Linked DNA regions of Mus musculus: region 2 is linked to region 1. Evidence: chromatin contacts called from ENCODE Hi-C or POLR2A ChIA-PET data. All regions are on one chromosome and are shown on one strand. Each heading gives the region's core, a stretch centred on a gene start or an enhancer-like site at or near the end of the contact. The rest is flanking DNA. Distances are from core to core; before and after follow the strand shown.

Region 1 (2,703 bases), core at 147-2,646:
CCTTTTTCTTTTGATTACCCGAGGAAGAAAAATTAACATCATTTAGGAACACGGGCCTGGGCCACTATGCCCTGAACTGGAATAGCTCCATTCCAGACTATGGTGCATGGTGTGTGTGTGTGTGTGTGTGTGTGTGTGTGTGTGTGTGTGTGTGTGTGTTTCTAAAGGGGGAAGGGCTCTCGCGGTTCTGTGAGGAAAGATGGTGTTGTTTTGTGTGTGTGTGTGTGTGTGTTTTTCTCTCTCCAGAGAGCTGCGAGGACACCCGTCCCGGCTGCAAACTGTCAGCGCCGGGCGCCGTTCCCGGTTTCAACGAGGCCGCTGCCCTCTGCGGCAGACGGCGATGCGCGCTCCCCGCACCAGAACCCGGCTGGCCCGGCAGCCCGCGCGCTCTGCCGGTGCAGCATGCGGGCGCTGTGACGTTCTCGAATAAATGCCGTGTAACTGTGTAGGCGAATTGAAGCTAAAAATAAGAACGGAAAATCTATCATTAAGGTATCATTGCGCCAGCGCAGCTATGTGAAGGCTCCCATGGTCCCAGGCGCCTGTGTTTGAAGCCCGCCTTCAGGCTTCTGGGATATTTGCTGAAAACTCCCACCAGTGGCTTGCCAGCCAGACCTTGGGGTTTATGGGGTGACACCGGTTATTATGGCAATGCTCAAAATGGAGCGGTCACCTCTTCCCACCCAAGTTCACCCCTTTTATTCTCGTGTCGCCGGCGAAGCCGCGAGGAATAGAGAAAAAAAAACAGACTCGAACGGTTATGAACAAACTAGTGCATCCCTTTTACTATCCACCTTCCTCCATCCACCTTGAATTAGAAAAATAAAGTAGGGAAAGAAGGTGAGAGAAAGCTGTAGGAGAGAAAAACGACAAATGGGGCCGACCCTAGGTCTAAGGTGCGCCGCGGCGGGGCGCAAAGAACACAAACTCCGAGGAGGCGAGCCTCCGGGGTGCCATTGGCTTGAACGAAAATTGATCTGATTTGGCTTAGAACACCCGAAGTAGAGAAGAGGAAAACAAGGAGGGAGGGGTAGGCGTGTATGTGTGCGTGTGCGTGCGTGTGTGTGTGTGTGTGTGTGTGTGTGTGTGTGTGTGTATGTGTGTGTTTGCGTGTGTGCGTGTGTTTGCGTGTGTGTGTCCGGGGAGGGGAGGAGGCGCCAAGGTGCAGCCTGCGTGCGGCTCTGCGCCTCGGCGGGGCTGCGTGCGTGTGTCCCTGTCCGCGCTGCTGAAACGGGCTCTTCGAGGGATTGGCGTCATATGACTCCGCCTGCTGCCCCCAGCCCTCGCGCAGACCGCCCTCCCCTCAGTTAGCTGAGGGAGGGTCGTGCAACATCCCCAGGGGCCCCCGCGGCTCTGCGGAGAGAAGAGGTTCCAGCCAGGAAGGGTCCAGCTAGGAGCGAGCACGGCGCCCGATCTCAAAGTGTAGATCTTGAAGGGGGCGGGGTGTGAGAGAGCGAGGGAGGGCGGGGGAGCGAGAGAGAGAGAGAGAGCGCGCGCGAGGGAGAGCGAGGGAGCGATTCAGAGAGCGCCAGAGAACGGCAGAGCGCGCACCGACGAGGGGCATTCGGATGCCTCTCTGAGATGTAAGTGCGTAGCAGTCTCTCAGGCCTTCTAGCATCATGCAGAAAGCCATCCGGCTTAACGATGGCCACGTCGTGACCCTGGGACTGCTGGCACAGAAGGACGGCACGCGCAAAGGCTACCTGAGCAAGAGGAGTGCGGACAACCCAAAATGGCAAACCAAGTGGTTTGCCCTGCTCCAGAACCTGCTTTTCTACTTCGAAAGCGACTCCAGCCCTCGGCCCTCGGGGCTCTACCTGCTCGAGGGAAGTATCTGTAAACGCGCGCCCTCCCCCAAGCGAGGGACCTCCTCCAAGGAGTCCGGCGAGAAACAGGTGAGGGAGCGCCGCGTCCCGACCTCCCGCGCCCCTGCTAAGGCCTTTGAGGGTTCAGGGCCTTCCATCCAGCTTTGGGGACAGAACTTTGACCCTCTCCTCTAAGAATTCAGGGCGTCTCAGCATCTTTCGCGGGAAGGACCGGCTGGACCAAATTGGGAGGGTGACCCTAGTGCGGGCAGAGGAGGCAGGGACTGCGGGTAGGGCGCCGCTACCAGCTGCGACCGCCCTTGGCAGGGTAAACCCCGTAGGAGTGGCGGGGGGGGGGTGTTGGTGGTGGCGGGGACAGGAAGCCTGAAACTTGGAGATAGAGATGAAGATGGGGTCCAAAGGACCTACTCGGGCAAGGAATTTCATCACCGTCCGACTTAAAATGGTGCCCCTAGCCCCATCCCAACCCCCACCCTCACCCCCATCCTTGATAGTCCCCATCTTCTGCCCGAAATGTGAAATTCCTTACACTTAGGCTTGGAAAGGGTGAGACAGACGTCGAAGCGTCGCGGTCCCCTGTCTCACGCAGCTAGGGGAGAATTATAATCTGCGCTAGCCTGGCCGAGTTAGGGAATTGGGGTGGGGGTGGGGGGCTGGGGAGTCGTTATTTTGTGTGATCTAGTGATGATGTGCTTCAGCTGGCTCTGGCCAGGCTAACAAACCCCAGGGTTTACAAACAAACGCTGAAATGCGCGGAGGCCAGGGCCAGGGCTGCTGCGAAGCAGTGGGACAAGTGGGTTCTTCTTTCCTCCCCCGCCCCTTGCGCCGCAGCGGCCGCTGCAGTCGCCGCGGTAGCGCTGCGCTCACTCGTTCATTC
Region 2 (2,703 bases), core at 107-2,606, 1.5 Mb after region 1:
CACGTTCATGGGCCCATAGCCGTGAAGCTGCGGGGCAGCATAGTGCTCGGATCGCGGGCTGGTCACCTGGCCGTACTGTTCCGGCCGTGGGTACATGTCCCCGGAGAAACCTAGCCGCATCTGCCCGTTAACCACGTTGGGCGAAGCGTGGCCAGCCGCCTGCTCGTGAAGCCCAGAAAAAAGGAGGTGGCCCGCGGCGTCCGTATGGCCGTGTGGGCCCCCAAAGCCGCCGGCCGAAGCAGCGAAGAGACTGTGCTGGGCGCTAGCTGCCGCCGCCGCGTCGCCGAAGCCCCGGTTGCGGAACAGAAAGTCCCGGGTAGAATTGAAAGCAGCGCTGGAGTAGGAGCCGACGTGGCCGGGGTGGTGATGGTGGCCCAGGGCCGCAGCAGCGGCGTAGCCCGGAGCCTGCGACGTGAAGGCTGTCTGGCCAGCCGAGGCCAGTTCGTGCGAACTGGGGTTGAGCTTGAAGGCGCCCATGCCGTCGGCGAACGGGTTGATACCCAGGCCCACGTCTCTCTCGGCCACGTCGCCCGCCGAGTGGTGCCGGGATGCACCAAAGGTGGTCACACCAATCGCGGGATACTGGGGTCCGGCGTCCAGGAGCATCGTGGCTGCACGGGGCAAGCCCCGGCCTCCCCCGCCCCCCCCCACCCTCGCCCGCCAAGGAGGGAAGATCAGGAGGAGGAGGAACGGGAGGCGGAGGAAGAGGAGGAAGAAGAGGAGGAGGGAGGGGGAGTCGACCCACCTAACGAAGTCTCAGCCAGCAGGCAACGGCCAGGCGCTAGCCGGCACCCGCCCGGCCAAAGGCAGGCAAGAGAGATGACTGCCGGCCGGTAGAAGGCGGGCTCCAGCGCCAGCCGCTCGAACCGCGCGGGCCGGGCTCTCACTTTCTCGCCGCTCAGTCTCTGCCGAGAGGGCCTCGAATCAAGGCTGCCCGGGGAAAGGCATAGAACATCTCAGCCCCCCAATAAAACTTCTTCCCGGATTTGTGGCATAGAGGAATGTGAACGCCAGAGCCGCCACTGCTCGCCCTGTCTCCTCGCGCAGCGCGCCCCTCCTCACTTCTCCACTAGTCTCAGTCTCTCTCTCTCTCACTCTCTCTCTCTCTCTCTCTCTCTCTCTCTCTCTCTCTCTTCTCTCTCTCTCTCTCTCTCTCTCTCTCTCTCTCTCAGGCTCTCCTCCTCGATCCTTCAACTCTCCCTTTTTCCCCCTCTCTGCTTTTTGAAAAAAAAAAAAAAAGGAGGGGGAGAAAAAAGAAAAGAAAAGGCGCAAATCATGCACAATATTGTCTTTTGCGGTTTATCTTCCTGGGGAGAAACTTTCACCTCCTCAGCCGGGCGGTGAGCGCGAGACTGATAGCAGCAATCATTCCTGCAGATAAATGAATTGAAAGGACGACACCGTCGTCGTCCCCCCCCCCCCCTGATGAATGGGAGCAGGGGGAGGGGTCACGTGCGACCGACGCGGGCGAGGATTGGTGAGGCGGCAATCCCCCCACACACCCCGCCCGGGGCCGCCGCGCCAACGAAGGGCGCGCGGTGGCGCCGCGCGCTGCTCATTGGCCCGCCCGCCTCATCAATCCCAGGTATTGTAAAGCGCTTGACATCCCCTTTTGACTAACAGGGCTGCCAGGAGTAGCAACTTTTTTTTCCCCCCTAGCAAATTTTTTCCCCCTCTTCTCACGGAAGGAAAAAAATGCCACGATTTCTTTTCCCTCTCATCTTCTCTTCTCTTCTCTTCTCTTCTCTTCTCCTCTCCTCTCTCTCTCTCTCTCTCTCTCTCTCTCTCTCTCTCTCTCTCTCTCTCTCTCTCTCTCTCTCTCTCCCTCCTCTCCCTGTCTCTCCCCCTCTCCTTACCTTCCTCCCTCCCTCCCTCATTCCCTCCCTCCCCTTCCTCGCTGCCTCCTACCCCTCCTTCTCTAGGTTTTGCTTCTTGTTCTATGTTCTCCCCCCTCCCCGCCACACACTTTCCTCTCCCTCCTTCTAATGTCCCCCTTTCTCCCCTCCCTCTGTTTCTTTCCCTCCCCACTCCCCTCCCCCCTTGCCTCCCCATCCCTGAGCCACTCTCCTTCAAACCTCTGCAGAGCGTTTAAAGACTGGAGACCCCCGGCGTCTCCGAGAGCAGCAGTTGGGGGGGGACCAGCCGAGAAACACCCCAAAGGCACTTCCAGAATGTCCGGACTCAGCAACTTTCTTTTCTCCCTCCCTCCCCTTCTCCACCCTCCCCCCCCCCCCCCCCCCCCCGGGCAGCAAAGGAAGCTTTTGTTATTTGCTTCTTTTGAAGTTTGCTTCCTTTTTGACGGGCCTCTCTCCTGTTTATAATTTAAGATTCGGGAGCGCGAGGGCAAGCTCTTTCCTAGAAACGTGATTTCTTGGTGTCTTTCACAGCCTCAGTTTTGCAGACTTCCTTCCTGCATGCCCACTCACCCCCAAACACAGGTGGATGGATCTCTTAAACTTTTCCTGGTTCCTGAGGTTTGTCGGATTGGGTTTTGTTTTCTGTTTTTAATGGCAGTTTGGAAACCTTGTTGCCGATCTCCCTCTCCCCTCATTTTTTTTTCCTTTTTTTTCCCCTCCGGTCTGGTCCGTTGTGTGGCTTGCTCCCACCCCCAACTCGCTCACTCTGCCCTCCCATTCCCATCCCAGTCCCTTTCATTCAGGTAAAACTGTAAATTTCCCAACGCGCCATTGTTCCTCTGGATCT

Evidence for each region. A loop is a pair of places that touch in the nucleus more often than their neighbours do. ChIA-PET counts read pairs that join two places held with the same protein, here RNA polymerase II (POLR2A).
Region 2: a loop to region 1 is called in a map of ES-E14, with 4 times the contacts of the local background. The contact joins the promoter of Zic1 here to the promoter of Rasgrf1 in region 1. A Hi-C loop is called at or near these places in 1 of 37 maps with a recorded cell type or tissue (ES-E14). POLR2A ChIA-PET finds 5 or more read pairs at or near these places in 1 of 5 experiments (embryonic stem cell).

What each region holds. Positions count from the first base shown.
Region 1 is chr9:89,908,379-89,911,081 of GRCm38, forward strand. Rasgrf1 (RAS protein-specific guanine nucleotide-releasing factor 1) reads left to right here and starts at 1,397. Exons shown (of 27, transcript NM_011245.2): 1 at 1,397-1,895. The coding sequence starts at 1,620.
Region 2 is chr9:91,364,412-91,367,114 of GRCm38, forward strand. It overlaps Zic1 (zinc finger protein of the cerebellum 1), which reads right to left and starts at 1,357. Exons shown (of 3, transcript NM_009573.4): 1 at 1-1,357. The coding sequence starts at 606. It also overlaps a transcript of Zic4 not described here.